2 separate regions of the Homo sapiens genome follow, and region 1 is linked to region 2. Evidence: read pairs that join two places in POLR2A ChIA-PET (ENCODE). Cell type or tissue: CD4-positive, alpha-beta T cell. All regions are shown on one strand.

Region 1 (8,000 bases), 150 kb after region 2:
TTTCACAAGCTTGGAGCTTGTGTTGGGCAGTTTGGGGTAGGATTCAAGGAAGAATGAGTTTGCTGTGAATTGGGTGTTGTCAGCAAGTGGAATAATTCTGTGATTCAGTCTCTTAATAAACCTTAATTATCTAGGAGACAGAAAGAATGGAAAGACTCAAACATGATGCCAGAGAGGACTTGTTTTTTTCTCACTTTATTAGAATCACCTGGTCTGACACTGATGTTCCATGAGAGTGTTTATGAGTAGCCAGAAAATTTGAATGCTTAGCTGTTAGTGCCAGCCTGCCAGAAATCAGGACTTGCTCCCAGACAAATAAATCTCCAGCTCTGATCTAATGGTATTTTGTCCATCAGTTACAGAGATAACTAAGAAGAGGGCTCTATCTTGAGTACATGGGGAAGCTTCCTGGAGAAGGACAGAGTCAGCCAGGAGGAAGGGAGGGAGGGTCCTTACCAGCAGGAAGAAGAGTATGTACTGGAGGTGTCTTTCTGGACAATGCATTTGGAGGAATTGGGGAGAAAAGGGAGTTAACACAAGATTTGAGAAAGAGGGGTAGGCAGGACACAGACCACAAAGCCAGGCCTTGCAAACCTTGGTAAGAAGCTTGAGCTTTATGGGGAAGGAAATGGTAAAGTGTTTTGAGTAGGGTTGCAACATTATCACCCTTGTTGTTAAATGATCATTCTGGCTGCCATGCTGAAAGTGGAGTAGGGCAAAACAGGTCTGGAAGAAAGAGTGTAAACAGTTCACACTAGCCCTAAAGGGCTGATGATGATGGTCACCAGCAGGAGTTAGGAGGAAGCCTGACATTCTGGCATGGTAGCTCATGCCTATAATCCCAGCACTTTGGGAGGACAAGGCAGGAGGATCACTTAAGCCTACGAGCTCAGATCAGCCTGAGCAACATAGTGAGACTCCCATCTCTACAAAAAAATTTAAAAATTAGCCAGGCATGGTGGTGCATGCCTTTAGTCCCAGCTTCTCATGAGGCTGAGGTAGGACGATTGCTGGAGCCCAGGAGTTGGAGGCTGCAGTGAGCTGTGATGGTTCCACTGTACTGCATCCTGGATGAGCTGTGATCACACCATAACTCTTCAGCCTAGATGACAGAGTGAGGCCCTAATTCAAAAAAAGAAAAAAGAGAGACAGAGAGAAAGCCCAGGGGTTGGCCCACTCCCATCATTGGGAATAAAGAAAGGCCTTTAGGGTTCTGTGCACTTCTGGCAAAACCTCCATACTCCTTGCCCCCCACCACTTACAGCCTGATTCCAACAGGGCATCCTAGGCCCTGAAGGACACTCCCTTCCCTGCCCCTCAGAGGGCACTCCTTGGCCCACTCCCCTGCTACATTTTCCTCCATGGCATCTAACACACCCTGATATACTTTAGATGGTGTATGTCTGCCTGCCTCCCTCACTGGAACCTAAGCTCCACATAAGAGATACTTTTGTCTACTTACTTCTATGACCTCCAATACCTAGAACAACAGTATGTGATACATAATTAGGCCCTCGATAAATATTTCTTGAATAATTTTGAATAAGAGATGGAATTAAGCCAGACAGTGGCAAATGTAATCAAAAGCAGAGAAGGGATTCTAGACTCTGGTTTCAAGCAAGTGGTAGAAGTCAGGTCTCCTTCAGGACCTGAAAATCTTACCTTTAGAAAGGAATGAGGTGGGTACAGGAGGTGAGGGGCCCATGCTGTTAGAGCTGGGAAACTCCTTCCCACCTATGACACTATGGCCAATAGTGTGATGCTGCGAGGGAATCCACAAAGAAGGTGTCAAGACTTGACCAGGGATAGTTAACTCTCCAGGGCTAAAACCTAATTGTGCGGCCATGGTAGTCCTATGCAGTTGACCATAAGAGAGCTTGAATGGGGACTGCTCCTTACAAACATGTGCTTCCCAGACTCTGATACACTCATTAAGCCCCAAAGTCCCTTTTGAAGTCTCCCTCCTCCTTGTCCTCAGATAGCAAGCATGCAGGCTGTGAGGAAGCATGAGTGGGTGAGAAGTCGGAAAGTTGCACATGCACATTTCAAGTCCTGTTCTATAGAAAGGCTCTCATCTGTGGCCATTTCACCTCACAATGTTAGCAAGGTGGGGGGCAGGAGCTTCAGTAATCAGAAGGAGCACCGAGGAAGTGGGGACACTCTAATGTCAGGAAGCATCGCCTGAAAGCAATGCAATCATAGGAATGTGACCATTGCTGTGGTGCCGTTGTGTTTTTAGCAGTTCCACAATACCAGAAGCCCCTGCAATTTCAAACTCAGCTTAAGGCAAGAAAAAATAAAAGAACTAGAATCACCTCCCTCTACCCTCTACTCAACCTGAATCATACTCCATACTCTCCCTGCCTTGACTTTGTGGAAAAATAGAAATCAAGGTGGCGAGCAAAGAAGAGGACTTAGGGAATGAAAGAAAAGGCAAAGTATAGGTGAGCAACCGAAAGCAGGTGAAACCTGCAGGCTGGTTTGCTCATGCTCAAAAGTAGGGAAGACACATTTCTACCAAAATGGAAAATGAGGACACTGGTCCCTTTCCCACCCTGCCCCACTGCACCAGGATCCCGAGTTTTCTTCCACTGGTCACAGTACCAGTCAGTTCACGAATCTAAGACTGCCTGAATAAAAACGTTTGGATTCTCAGCACAGGTTTTCAACCACAGAACTGTCAGCCACCACCATATAATTTTATCACTGACAGGTCAACTGAACTGAAGCTTACTTAGACTAGCCTAGCAAAGCACTTCTGAAAAAAGTGTCCTGTAACTTTTTAAAAATCAATTACCGATTGTCAATACAGGTTGGCACATGTCTTAAGCCATGTCCCTCATAAGACTACAGAAGCAAGTATATATTTCAATCAGGGCTATTTTGTTGTTTTTGTTACTGTCATACCTGCCCAAAACTCCATTTCCTGTCTGTTTTCTAGCTGGAAGTTAAAGCAACCATGAGCAAAGCTGTAGGAAACTTCATCTACCAAAAACAGGACAGGATGTAAAACTTCACACCGAGTGTCATGTGGCAGGATGGGGAAGCACAAAAAGAGACTCATGCAAAGTTTTGAAAACACCTTGAGAGAAGTGAACAAACATCACTATGATGGACCAAAAAACATGCAATGATGCAGAGCACTATAATTTCAAGCTGGTTGTTGAAAACTGCATGATCTGTGCTAGTGGTAGAAAAGGCGAAGATGCGGGGAGGCTTCCAAGATGGCCAAATAGGAACAGCTCCAGGCTGCAGCTCCCAGCGAGATCAATGAGGAAGACAAGTGATTTCTGCATTTCCAACTCAGGTACCTTGTTCATCTCATTGGGACTGGTTGGACAGGGTGGGCAGCCCAGGAAGGGTCAGACGAAGCAGGGCAGGGTATCGCCTCACTGGGGAAGTGCAAGGGGTCAGGGGATTTCCCTTTCCTAGCCAAAGGAAGCCATGACAGTCTGTACCTGGAGGAATGGTACACTCCTGCCCAAATACTGCACTTTTCCCATGGCCTTCGCAACCAGTAGACCAGAAAATTCCCTCCCATACCTGGCTCGGTGGGTCCCACACCCACGGAGCCTTGCTCACTGCTAGAGCAGCAGTCTGAGATCAATCTTCAATGCTACAGCTTGGCAGGGTGAGGGATGTCTGCCATTGCTGAGGCTGGAGTAGGTGGTTTTGTGCTCACAGTGTAAACAAAGAGGCCAGGAAACTCGAACTGGGTGGAGCCCACTGTAGCTCAGCAAGGCCTACTACCTCTCTAGATTCCACTTCTGTGGGCAGGGCATATCAGAACAAAAGGCAGCAGACAGCTTCAGCAGACCTAAATGTCCCTGTCTGACAGCTCTAAAGAGAGCAGTAGTTCTCTCAGCATGACGTTCGAGCTCTGAGAACGGACAGACTGCTTCCTCAAGTGGGTCCCTGACACCCATGTAGCCTGACTGGGAGACACTTCCCAGTAGGGGCTGACAAACACCTCATACAGGCAGGGGGCCCCTCTAGGATGAAGCTTCCAGAGGAAGGATCAGGCAGCAATATTTGCTGTTCTGCAGCCTCCACTAGTGATACCCAGGCAAACAGGGTCTGGAGTGGACCTCCAGCAAACTCCAACAGACCTGCAGCTGAGGGCCCAACAGTTAGAACGAAAACTAACAAACAGAAGAAATAGCATCAACATCAACAAAAAGCACATCCATACCAAAACCCCATCTGTAGGCCACCAACATCAAAGGCCAAAGGTAAATAAAACCACAAAGATGGGGAGAAACCAGAGAGCCTCTTCTCCTCCAAAGGATCGCAGTTCCTCACCAGCAACAGAGTAAAACTGGACAGAGAGTGAGTTTGACAAGTTGACAGAAGTAGGCATGAGAAGGTCAGTAATAGCAAACTTCTCTGGGCTAAAGAAGCATGTTCTAACCCATTGCAAGGAAGCTAAAAACCTTGAAAAAAGATTAGACGAATGGCTAACTAGAATAAATAGTGTAGAGAAGATCTTAAATGACCTGAAGGAGCTGAAAACCATACCACGAGAACTTCGTGACACGTGCACAAGCTTCAATAGCCAATTCCATCAAGTGGAAGAAAGGATGTCAGTGATTGAAGATCAAATTAATGAAATCAAGCAAGAAGACAAGATTAGAGAAAAAAGAGTGAAAAGAAATGAATAAAGCCTCCAAGAAATATGGGACTATGTGAAAAGACCATTTTGATTTGTGTTCCTGAAAGTGATGGGGAGAATGGATCCAAGTTAGGAAACCTTCAGGATATTATCCAGGAGAATTTCTCCAACCTAGCAAGGTAGGCCAACATTCAAATTCAGGAAATACAGAAAACACCACAAAGATACTCCTTGAGAAGAGCAAACCCAAGATACATAATTGTCAGATTCACCAAGGTTGAAATGAAGGGAAAAATGTTAAGGGCAGCCAGATAGAAAGGTCAGGTTACCCACAAAGGGAAGCCCATCAGACTAACAGCAGATCTCTCAGCAGAAAGTCTACAAGCCAGAAGAGAGTGGGGGCCAATATTCAACATTCTTAAAGAAAAGAATTTTCAACCCAGAATTTCATATCCAGCCAAACTAAGCTTCACAAGTGAAGGAGAAATAAAATCCTTTACAGAAAAGCAAATACTGAGAAATTTCATCATCACCAGGCCTGTCTTACAAGAGCTCCTGAAGGAAGTACTAAACATGGAAAGGAACAACTGGTACCAGCCACTGCAAAACCATGCCAAATTGTAAAGACCATCAATGCTAGGAAGAAACTGCATCAACTAACGAGCAAAATAACCAGCTAGCATCATAATGACAGGACCAAATTCACACATAACAATATTAATCTTAAGTGTAAATGGGCTAAATGCCCCAATTAAAAGACACAGACTGGCAAATGGGATAAAGAGTCAAGACCAATCAGTGTGCTGTATTCAGGAGACCAATCTCCATGCAAAGACACACATAGGCTCAAAATAAAGGGATGGAGGAAGATCTACCAAGCAAATGGAAAGCAAAAAAAGCAAGGGTTGCAATCCTAGTCTCTGATAAAACAGACTTTAAACCAACAAAGACCAAAAAAGACAAGGCCATTACATAATGGTAAAGGGATCAATGCAACAAGGAGAGCTAACAATCCTAAATATATATGCACACAATTCAGGAGGACCCAGATTCATAAAGCAAGTCCTTGAAGACCTACAAAGAGATTTAGACTCCCACACAATAATAATGGAAGACTTTAACACCCCACTATCAATATTAGACAGATCAACGAGACAGAAGGTTAACAAGGATATCCAGGACTTGAACTCAGTTCTGCACCAAGCAGATCTAATAGACATCTACAAAACTCTCCATCACAAATCAATAGAATATACATTCTTCTCAGCAACACATCGCACTTAATCTAAAATTGACCACATAATTTGAAGTAAAGCACTCCTCAGCAAATATAAAAGAACAGAAATCACAACAAACTGTCTCTCAGACCACAGTGCAACCAAATTAGAACTCAGGATTAAGAAACTCACTGAAAACCACACAACTACATGGAAACTGAACAACCTGCTCCTGAATGACTACTGGGTAAATAACAAAATGAAGTCAGAAATAAAGATGTTCTCTGAAACCAATGAGAACAAAGACACAACATACCAGAATCTCTGGGACACATTTAAAGGAGTGTGTAGAGAGAAATGTATAGCACTAAATGCCCACAAGAGAAAGCAGAAAAGATCTAAAATCAACACCCTAACATCACAATGCTAAAAACTAGAGAAGCAAGAGCAAACAAATTCAAAAGCTAGCAGAAGGCAAGAAATAATTAAGATCAGAGCAGAACTGAAGGAGCTAGAGACACAAAAAACCCTTCAAAACATCAATGAATCCAGGAGGTGGTTTTTTGAAAAGATCAACAAAAATGACAGACTACTAGCAAGACTAATAAAGAAAAAAAGAGAAGAATCAAATAAATGCAATAAAAAATGAAAAAGGGGATATCACCACCGATCCCACAGAAATACAAACTACCATCAGAGAATACTATAAACACCTCTATGCAAATAAACTAGAAAATCTAGAAGAAATGGATAAACTCCTGGACACATCCACCCTCCCAAGACTAAACCAGGAAGAAGTTGAATCTCTGAATAGATCAATAACAGGTTCTGAAATTGAGGTAATAATTAATAGCCTACCGACCAAAAAAAGTCCAGAACCAGATGGATTCACAGCCAAATTCTACCATATGTATAAAGAGGAGCTGGTATCATTCCCTCTGAAACTATTCCAATCACTAGAAAAAGAGGGAATCCTCCCTAGCTCATTTTATGAGGCCAGCATCATCCTGATACCAAAGCCTGGCAGAGACACAACAAAAAAAGAGAATTTTAGACCAATATCCCTGATGAACATCGATGCGAAAATCCTCAATACAATACTGGCAAACCAAATCGAGCAGTACATCAAAAAGCTTATTCGCCATGATCAAGTTGGCTTCATCCCTGGGATGCAAGGCTGGTTCAACATATGCAAATCAATAAACATAATCCATCACATAAACAGAACCAACAACAAAAACCACATGATTATCTCAATACATGCAGAAAGGGCCTTCAACAAAATTCAACAACCTTCATGCCAAAAACTCTCAATAAACTAGGTATTGATGGGACGTATCTCAAAATAATAAGAGCTATTTATGACAAACCCACAGCCAATATCATACTGAATGGACAGAAACTGGAAGCATTCCCTTTGAAAACTGGCACAAGACAAGGATGCCCTCTTTCACCACTCTTATTCAACATAGTGTTGGAAGTTCTGGCTACAGCAATCAGGCAAGAAACAGAAATAAAGTGTATTCAACTAGGAAAACAGGGAGTCAAATTGTCTCTGTTTGCAGATGACATGATTGTATATCTAGAAAACCCCATCATCTCAGCCCAAAATCTCCTTAAGCTGATGAGCAACTTCAGCAAAGTCTCAGGATACAAAATCAATGTGCAAAAATCACAAGCATTCCTATACACCAATAACAGACAAACAGAGAGCCAAATCATGAGTGAACTCCCATTCACAATTGCTTCAAAGAGAATAAAATACCTAGGAATCCAACTTACAAGGGATGTGAAGGACCTCTTCAATGAGAGCTACAAACCACTGCTCAACGAAATAAAAGAAGACACAAACAAATGGAAAAACATTCCATGCTCATGGATAGGAAGAATCAATATCATGACAATGGCCATACTGCCCAAAGTTATTTATGGATTCAATGCCATCCCCATCAAGCTTCCAATGACTTTCTTCACAGAATTGGAAAAAACTACTTTAAAGTTCATATGGAACCAAACAAGAGCCCACATTGCCAAGACAATCCTAAGCCAAAAGAACAAAGCTGGAAGCATCATGCTACCTGACTTCAAACTATACTACAAGGCTACAGTAACCAAAACAGCATGGTACTGGTAATGGCTGCACAACTATGCAAATATACTAAAATCCATTG
Region 2 (8,000 bases):
AGCCAGGGTTAGAACAGTTTTCCTGGTGCTTGGTGCAAGTCTCTTTCCGCTGTGATACCAGAAACAGAGCCAGCAGGGACTATAAGCAACAATTCTATCTTTCTGTCAAGGACTACATAGGCTCAGGGGATGGTGGGATCTTTTCTGTGCATCATTCCCTGACCCTTGACACCACTCCTGCTACTTAGTGTCTGTAACTCAACACTTCTTTTACATAAGTGTCATACTCCTGTTGCAAGGGATGCTGGCTGGGGGAGTCATTTTCAGCTGCATCTGAGTAGAAACTGAGACCCAAAGAATATGGAGGAAAGGAAGGCTGAGGAGGCTTTGCCTCCCAGGTATCTACTCCCAGGAAATGTATTATACTGTATTCAGATAGAGACAAAAATCAAACATAATGTTAAAGATCAAAGAAAATAGACTACAATTTTTACTTCCCTGGCAAAGGTGAAATGATCAATTTTATTTACATTGATCAAAGTCACGTTCCCTGAACTTGAACACCCAAGAGAATATAAAAAGGAGGTAGTCCCTTAACAAGAGGCCTCTCAATCTTAGCTGAACATTAGAATCATCTGGCAGCTTTTTAAATTTTTATTTATCTCATTTTATTTGATTGATTGATTGATTGATTTTGAGACAGGGTCTCACTGTGTCACCCAGACTAGAGTGCAGTGGGGCAATCTTGGCTCACTGCCACCTCTACCTCCCGGGCTCAAGCAATCCTCCCACCTCAGCCTCCCAAGTAGCTGGGACTATAGGCACACGCCACCACGCCTGGCTAATTTTTGTATTTTTTGTGGAGACAGGATTTCACCATGTTGTCCAGGATGCTCTGGGCTCAAGCAATCCACCCATCTTGGCCTCCCAAAGTGCTGGGATTATAGGCATGAGCCACTGCACCAGGCGGCAGCTTTTTACATACCAGTTCACTGTCTCCACCCCAGACCTACTATATCTAAATCACTGGGGTTGGAGCTCTGGCGTTGGTATTTTGTAAGCGCCCCAGATGACTCTAATGTGTAGCCTAATATTCTAATATTAGGACTATAAAATTGAGAAATAATTTGACAGATCTAACACTGCCATTTAACATAAAAGAGTATTTTGGATTGGTGTTAGTTTCCTACCACTGCTATAAAAATTATCATGAACTTAGAGGTTTAAAATAACACAAGTTTATTATCTTATAGTTCTGATGTCAGAAGTCCAAAATGGGTCTTACCAGGCTAAAATCAGGGTGTGGTAATGCTGTCTTCCTTCTGGAGGCTCTAGGGAAGAATGGTGTACCTTTTCCAGCTTCTAGAGGCCACCTGACTTGGGCTCGTGATCCCTTTCTCCATCTTCAAAGCTGGCAGCATAACATCTTCAAATCTCTTTCTCTGCTTCCATTGTCCTATTTCTTCTGTGATTCTTATAAAGATCCTTATGATTACACTGGGCCCATCCAGGTAATCTAGGACGATCTCAAGGTCCTTAATTTAATCACATCTGCAAAGTCCCCTTTGTCATGTAAAGTAGCATATTCACAGCTTCCGGGATTAGGATGTGGACATTTGGGGAACCTATTATTCTTCCTACCACAGGATCTTTTAAGAACTGGAGAAATAGCAGTAAGGACAAACAGAGATCACTTTTGGCTGCATAAATGGGTAGATTTTTAAGAACTGCCTAGAACTCAAAAATGAGGCTTCCAGAGTTTTATCCCACCACCTCAAAAAAAAGCAGATTTCAGGTAAGAATTCTGGTTAACTTTCCCTGCTACCCTCTGTTTCCCTTCTCCAAACCCCCCACCCCAACCCCATTCCCAATAAAATGCAGCTACCTAACAAAGGCCATAATGCTTTCTATAGTAAGTAAATTCTGGGGAAAATTAGAAATATGGTTTTCCAATTTTTGTCAAAAAAAATCATTTATAATTTTTTAAAGAGGGGAAAAGGCCTTAAATATGTTGAAGCACTGCCACTCATTTCTTTTCTTAGTTGGGACATGCATATACCCGTAGGCACACATTCACAAGGCTGACATTGCCCTCTAATTGGAAATCCTCTTAAAGAAGGAAAGAGAAACTTGTTGATCTCCCTTTCATTATCCTTGGGAATAAAATCCTGCAAACAGACAGGTGTCATGATGCAGAAACCTTTTCAGAAATTCCCCAGGATGAATATCCCATTTTCTCTACCATTTCTTTCTTTTTTTTTTTTTTTTTTTTTTTGAGATGGAGTTTTACTCTTGTTGCCCAGGCTGGAGTGCAGTGGCGTGATCTTGGCTCACTGCAACCTTTGCCTCCTGGGTTCAAGCGATTCTCCTGCCTCAGCCTCCTGAGTAGCTGGGATTACAGGCATGTGCCACCACACCTGGCTAATTTTTGTATTTTTTTAGTGGAGACAGGTTTCACTATGTTGGCCAGGCTGGTCTTGAACTCCTGACCTCAGATGATCCGCCCGCCTCAGCCTGCCAAAGTGCTGGGATTGGAGGCGTGAGCCAGAGCACCCGGTCCTTCCTCTACCATTTCTAATCACCCTATGGATGGGGGATTCTCTTCCTCCTAAGGTCCCACCTCCTGCTGCTTGCAATTGCAAAGGAGATACTTTGATAGATTACAAATTGTTTTCAGTAGCTGACCTAGACATAACATCACCACTTCCTGATTATATTGATATGTGTTTCTATTATTTGCTTATTTGCGCCTCCAGAAACAATTCTTTTTTGTTGTTTTACTATAAACAGCATTGCAAGGTCTCTGTATTAAATCATAATTATTTACCCATGCAGTTCATGCACCTTTGTCCCTGGGGAATCTGGTGACGTGAATTTACAGGAACGTCAGGGTATTTCTCACCAACAGTTTCCTGTTATTGATATGCTTTTGTTTAGTTGTGATCTTTTTTTTAAGCATTCAGTTTCTCAAGGGAAAAATAAACAGGCATGTGACAATTATCACAGTCATGGGATCTCATCTGGGGACCTCACGTATGTGTTTTCATCAGGGACTGGCCCCTCTGGCAAGGCCAAACACTGTGAAATTGTATAAGCAGACAATTGGTTATCATTCATTCGTTCTCTCAGTTTTCCCACATGCTTCAGATAGCTATCTTAGTAAATAAATACACATTATACTTTGTAGAAGAAATTCCACAGTCTCAAAAGAGACTGTAGTAAAATAGAAAAAAAATTATAAGAGATGGATCGATAAGAAATCATTGATTTTTCTAAGCTCTGAAGTACAGAAATCCAAGGTTGGACTTTTCAATTATGAAGTAATTATGTTAGTTAACACTGTCATGAGCCTAAGTGTTCTTGCCAACTAACGTAGAAAATTGTAGTACTTAATTACTGAATTGAGACTTCACAACACTTGGAAAGATATTAAATGTACCTAAGTTTTCCGTCTCTCTTTATTATTACTCAAATATACATTCATCATGATTTTCAATGTCTACTTTTAATTGAGAAATGAGAATCCTTATCCTCAAAAACATTCCAGAAAGTGTAGTGGTTTTTCTAAATCCTGTCTTCTATATCAATATGCTATAAAACGTGAGCTGAAAACTGACATTAGCAAACAACTTTCTAAAACTATGCTGTCCTGGGTGGTAGCCACCAGCCACATGTGGCTATTTAAATTCAAATTAATTTGATTAATTTGCTAGAGGCCATGATATGGGACAGCACAGATCACTGAACATCTTCATCATTACACAAAGTTCTATTGGGCAGCCCTGTTCTAAGAAGCAGACTCAACATGCAATAAGTAGAAAGCTAATACCTTTTGAAGTACATTTACTGGCGGAAATTGCAGCTAAACTTTTCTTATGTTTGAAAATTGTTTACTTTCAATAAGGTGGCCCCCTTAAACCTAACACCTCCTCTCCTCAGGTTTTATTCCCTTCAGAAGTGTATAAAGTATGTAGAGCTGGTAAGCCTGGAAAATGAATCAAGAATATAAAAAGGTATTGTGAAGCAACAGTATATCCTGCAGGAATAGTGCTCATCGTGGCTGACTGACAATTTGCCTGATGCAAATTGTCAAATGTATTTGTCATAATGTCATTCTTCCTCCCTCCTTTAAAATGTCAAACAAGCACAGGTTTAGGTGAATATTATAGCATGTAAATATAGAAGTCAGTTGTCTGAAAATTCCCTTTATGATATGTTTACCCTTGGCATCAAACCCCGTCCTTCTACAGTCTCTCAAATTTTATCACCTTCATTCCCACTCCCAGACTTACCTCTAGCCTGGTGACTCCTTAAATACACTAAAGAGAAAACAGAAAAATTCTCCAGTTCAAATTTTGAGTCCTGGATCTGCCACTTACCTTGAGTCATATGACCTTGGGGAAGCTACTTCACCTTTCTGAGCAACAGCTTCTCACTCCTACAACATGTACGGTGCTGCTAAGAATACCTACTCTACAAGGCCTTGCTTGTGAAGGCCTAATGGGGTGATAGGTGTGACAGCGCCAAGTGAGTCACAGAGCACAACACAAATGCAAGTGGCTATTATCGCTAGTTCAGTTACTTTTCTTTGTTGACCATGAGGTTCTGAGAGCCACAGCACCTGGGAGTCCCATAAAAGGACAAATTGAATCACTGATTTTCTCAATGTATGGAAAGCCCAAGGAAAACTGGACTCGTCAACTCATCATCAACCGTAGGATGCAATTTTCAGCTTAGAGATGTATAAAGTAATACTGAACATCAACAAATGCTTGATCGAGACCATACAAATCTTGGCCAGTAGGGGTCTCTGAACATTGCACACTGAAGCTCTTTATTAAAACTAATGTAATCTAATTACTTAAATCATCTAATCTGGGTATTTTGTTCAAAAGTCTGTGCACCTGAGTTGAAATGTTCTGTTTCAGCTGGGCACGGGGGCTCATGCCTGTAATCCTGACAGTCTGAGAGGATGAGGCAGGCGAATTGCTTGAGCTCAACATGGTGAGCGTGGTGGGTATGGTGGCATGCACCTGTGGTGCCAGCTACTCAGGAGGCTGAGGCAGGAGGATCGCTCGAACTAGGAGGAAAAATGTTCTGTTTCAGTCCTTCATAGCATCATGACTTTTTGCCGCCCTTTAAATTAATTAAATTTTTTTTCATCTTTTCTTCTCTACTAGCTCTTTAGTTATATATTTTGAAATGTTTTAGTAGTTATCCTAGAGATTTGAATATGATTCTTACTTATTTCGGTTTACTCTAAATTGCTGCCTTTATGGCTTAAGAATTTTATAAAAATTTATAGCTTTTTCTTCCTTTTTGCTACTGTTTTTATATTTTGTACCTCTTTTATATTATAAATGCTATAAGGTATTATTATTTTTGCTATTTCAAACAGCCATTATTTCATTGTTCTGGCTTTATTGAGGAATAATTGACATAAATTGTCTATTTTTTTAAAAAACTCTGTTAAATAAGTAGTAATATAAATAAATGTAAACATAACAGGATAAATAAAATCACAGTGTAGCAAGAAAGAACAGAGGGAACATTTATCCAAATAGAGCATTTCTCATTTATAGACATTCGTTCTGTTTTTCCACTCAAGCTTCACTAAAATATTCTTTTCCAAGCAAAAAGAAAAATAACTTTCTTCTGTTCCTTTTGTACTAGTCACCTCAGATTTGGTTCTAGGAAAAGGATCTCCCTGTTGATGAAAGAATGATTTATTTTCCAGTTCGTGAAATGAAACTCTTGCCAGGACTCTACCAGCAAGGCAGTTCACACAGCAAAATCTCTGACCAGGCTTCCAGCAAGCCCCTGTTGCTCCCTCCCACTGTTGGGAGATTTACATGGTCAGGCTGAAGTTCACAGAGCCAAGTTCTTAGACACCTGAACAGGGCACTGCTCTACAGTTCCTTTTTTCCAGCGTGAAATTTATTTCTTGGAGGTAATTACCTTAACTATTCCTCAATTTCTTCATCTGCACATTGTCTGTCTCAAAAGGGATATAGTGAAGACTGCATACATTGTCCCATTTAGAGTGCCAGCATGGTGCTTGGCATGTGGTAGAGGTACAATAAATATAAATGACTTTCTTCTCCTTCTTGCATTTGCATAGTCAATTCAATTTAATAAGCCTTGATTGAATGTGCAAGATCCAGCTAGCACGAGGAGGGGAGAAATGATAAACACAATGGTCTTTACTCTTGAGCCATTTACACTCTAACAGGGAGAAAAAACAAGCACACAACTATCACTTGAAGCAGAATGTGACAAGAGCCTAAGAGGGTAACAAGCAAACCTGTATGGAAGCACAGAGGAAGGAGAAAGTGTTTCAGGCTGGGGAGTTTCTGATGGTTTCATGCAGTGGGGGGCATCAGCCCTATCTTTTAAAGAGTCCTTAGATATCTGTGGTGCAGATGGGGAAGAAGGGCTTGAAACAGTGGATGAACAGAAGGAGTAAAACCATGGGAGGCAAAGTAAAGGGTTTTAGGAAATGGAGGTGGGGGTAGACCTGGAAGTTTGAAAAGGGCTATGTATGAGGAGAGGTGCCAGAGGTTGGGCTGGAAGAGAAGAGCATGGACAAGATTGAAACAGCATTGAATGTTGTGCACACTTTAGACCTTATATCCAGAGCCAGGGCCTCTCGGCCTTTTCCTTGTCATGGCACACATAGAAAATAACCATGTCTGTATAGTACACTGGGGTGAATGGATGAGCTTGCCTTTGGCTGCACCATAGCTTGGAGCTGCCCCAAATGCCGAGGGGATCAATATCTCAGCACATCTGTAACCAATTTGTGGCATGCCTGGATCCCATGGCACACAGGGCAGAGGAGTAGAATCTCTGCTCGAAGCAATGGGGCCAAGGGAGGCTTTTTGAACAGAGATGTTACAATACCAGAACTTCCTACTAAATTGTCAACATTCCAAACCATGGGTATATACGTCATGGCTGAAGTCCAGAAAGTAATGGATATCTACAGGGAAAAAGATATCAGTGTGCATTGGACTTCTGTTTGGCCTTCTATTTGCAAAGTGAATTGTTTAAATAAGGGTGCCTGACAATAATATCTTAATACATAGAAACACAATTTATCTCTAGCTTCCTGGTAGGAAATGCACAACTTGTAAAATCAAAACATATTTATATCTGAATGGCCTAAATCAAATTATCACTCTTCCAGAATAAGAAAGTTACAGAAATAAACTTGGTAATAATTTTTCCTAACTGCAAAATCTTTGCTTAAGTTTCGTGTTTTGGCAGAAACATATATTCTCAATTTTTCTGACACTTCTCTTTAGAGAAATTTTAAATATATACACAAAACTGAAATTTATGAAGGAAAAAGCCTTGTATCAAGCCTGAAAGAAACATCCAAGTTTTGCTTTTCAAACCACTTAGGGGTTGAGGGACTCTGTGCTTAGCCAGGCTGTTCTAACCTTTTCCAAAATCCCTATGACTTTTCAGTCATTTTGCCTTTCTTTATGTTAACCTCCATTGGTGCTTTACAGAAAGACCTGTCATGCATGAATCTAATGAGTAGGAGATAGAAAACAGAGGTGGACTCTAAAATAAAGCAGACAGTGATATTTTTTGTCTCTATGCCATCTTTAATGAAGATGATGAAAACTAAGTTAAAATATTTAATACAGAAAAAATTAAAAATAGATATGATAATTTCTCTCTTGGATTCTCTCTCTCTCCTCTCTCTTATTCTCTCTCTCTCCTCTCTCTCATTTTCTCTCTCTCTATCTCTCTCTCTCTCCCCTGCCCTCTTATTTTAGTGGATGGAGTTTCAATTCCTACTTAGATAATGCCATCTTTCATTGTTTTATCTCAGAAGTTGAAGATATTTTTAAATAGGCCTGAACTGCTAGAAAAAAGAATTAAATATGAGTTGTCAAGTTATTACAACAAAACTACTAGACGTACTTGATATAAATACAAAGACATGCTTGAGGAATGGGCAAAGATTTCATAACAAAGATGCCCAAAGCAATTGCAACAGAAGCACGAATTGACAAATGGGATCTGATTAAACTTAAGAGCTTCTG

The links. Peaks named below come from ENCODE experiments on the same cell type or tissue, not always from the same donor. Only the 100,000 strongest peaks of a DNase experiment are listed, where the experiment ranks them.
Region 1: POLR2A ChIA-PET joins it to region 2 with 17 read pairs; 6 of 35 experiments call an interaction of 5 or more read pairs at or near these places.

What each region holds. Positions count from the first base shown.
Region 1 is chr5:55,093,345-55,101,344 of GRCh38, forward strand. It overlaps the pseudogene GZMAP1. Among named protein-coding and RNA genes, the nearest start is that of GZMA, 5.3 kb to the right of the region's middle. In CD4-positive, alpha-beta T cell, no CTCF peak of the experiment used is centred here; DNase peaks (open chromatin) are centred at 3,027 and 3,717; H3K27ac peaks cover 2,209 bases.
Region 2 is chr5:54,939,711-54,947,710 of GRCh38, forward strand. No RefSeq gene overlaps it. Among named protein-coding and RNA genes, the nearest start is that of ESM1, 42 kb to the right of the region's middle. In CD4-positive, alpha-beta T cell, CTCF peaks have their summits at 4,765 (motif pointing right) and 4,970; a DNase peak (open chromatin) is centred at 4,741.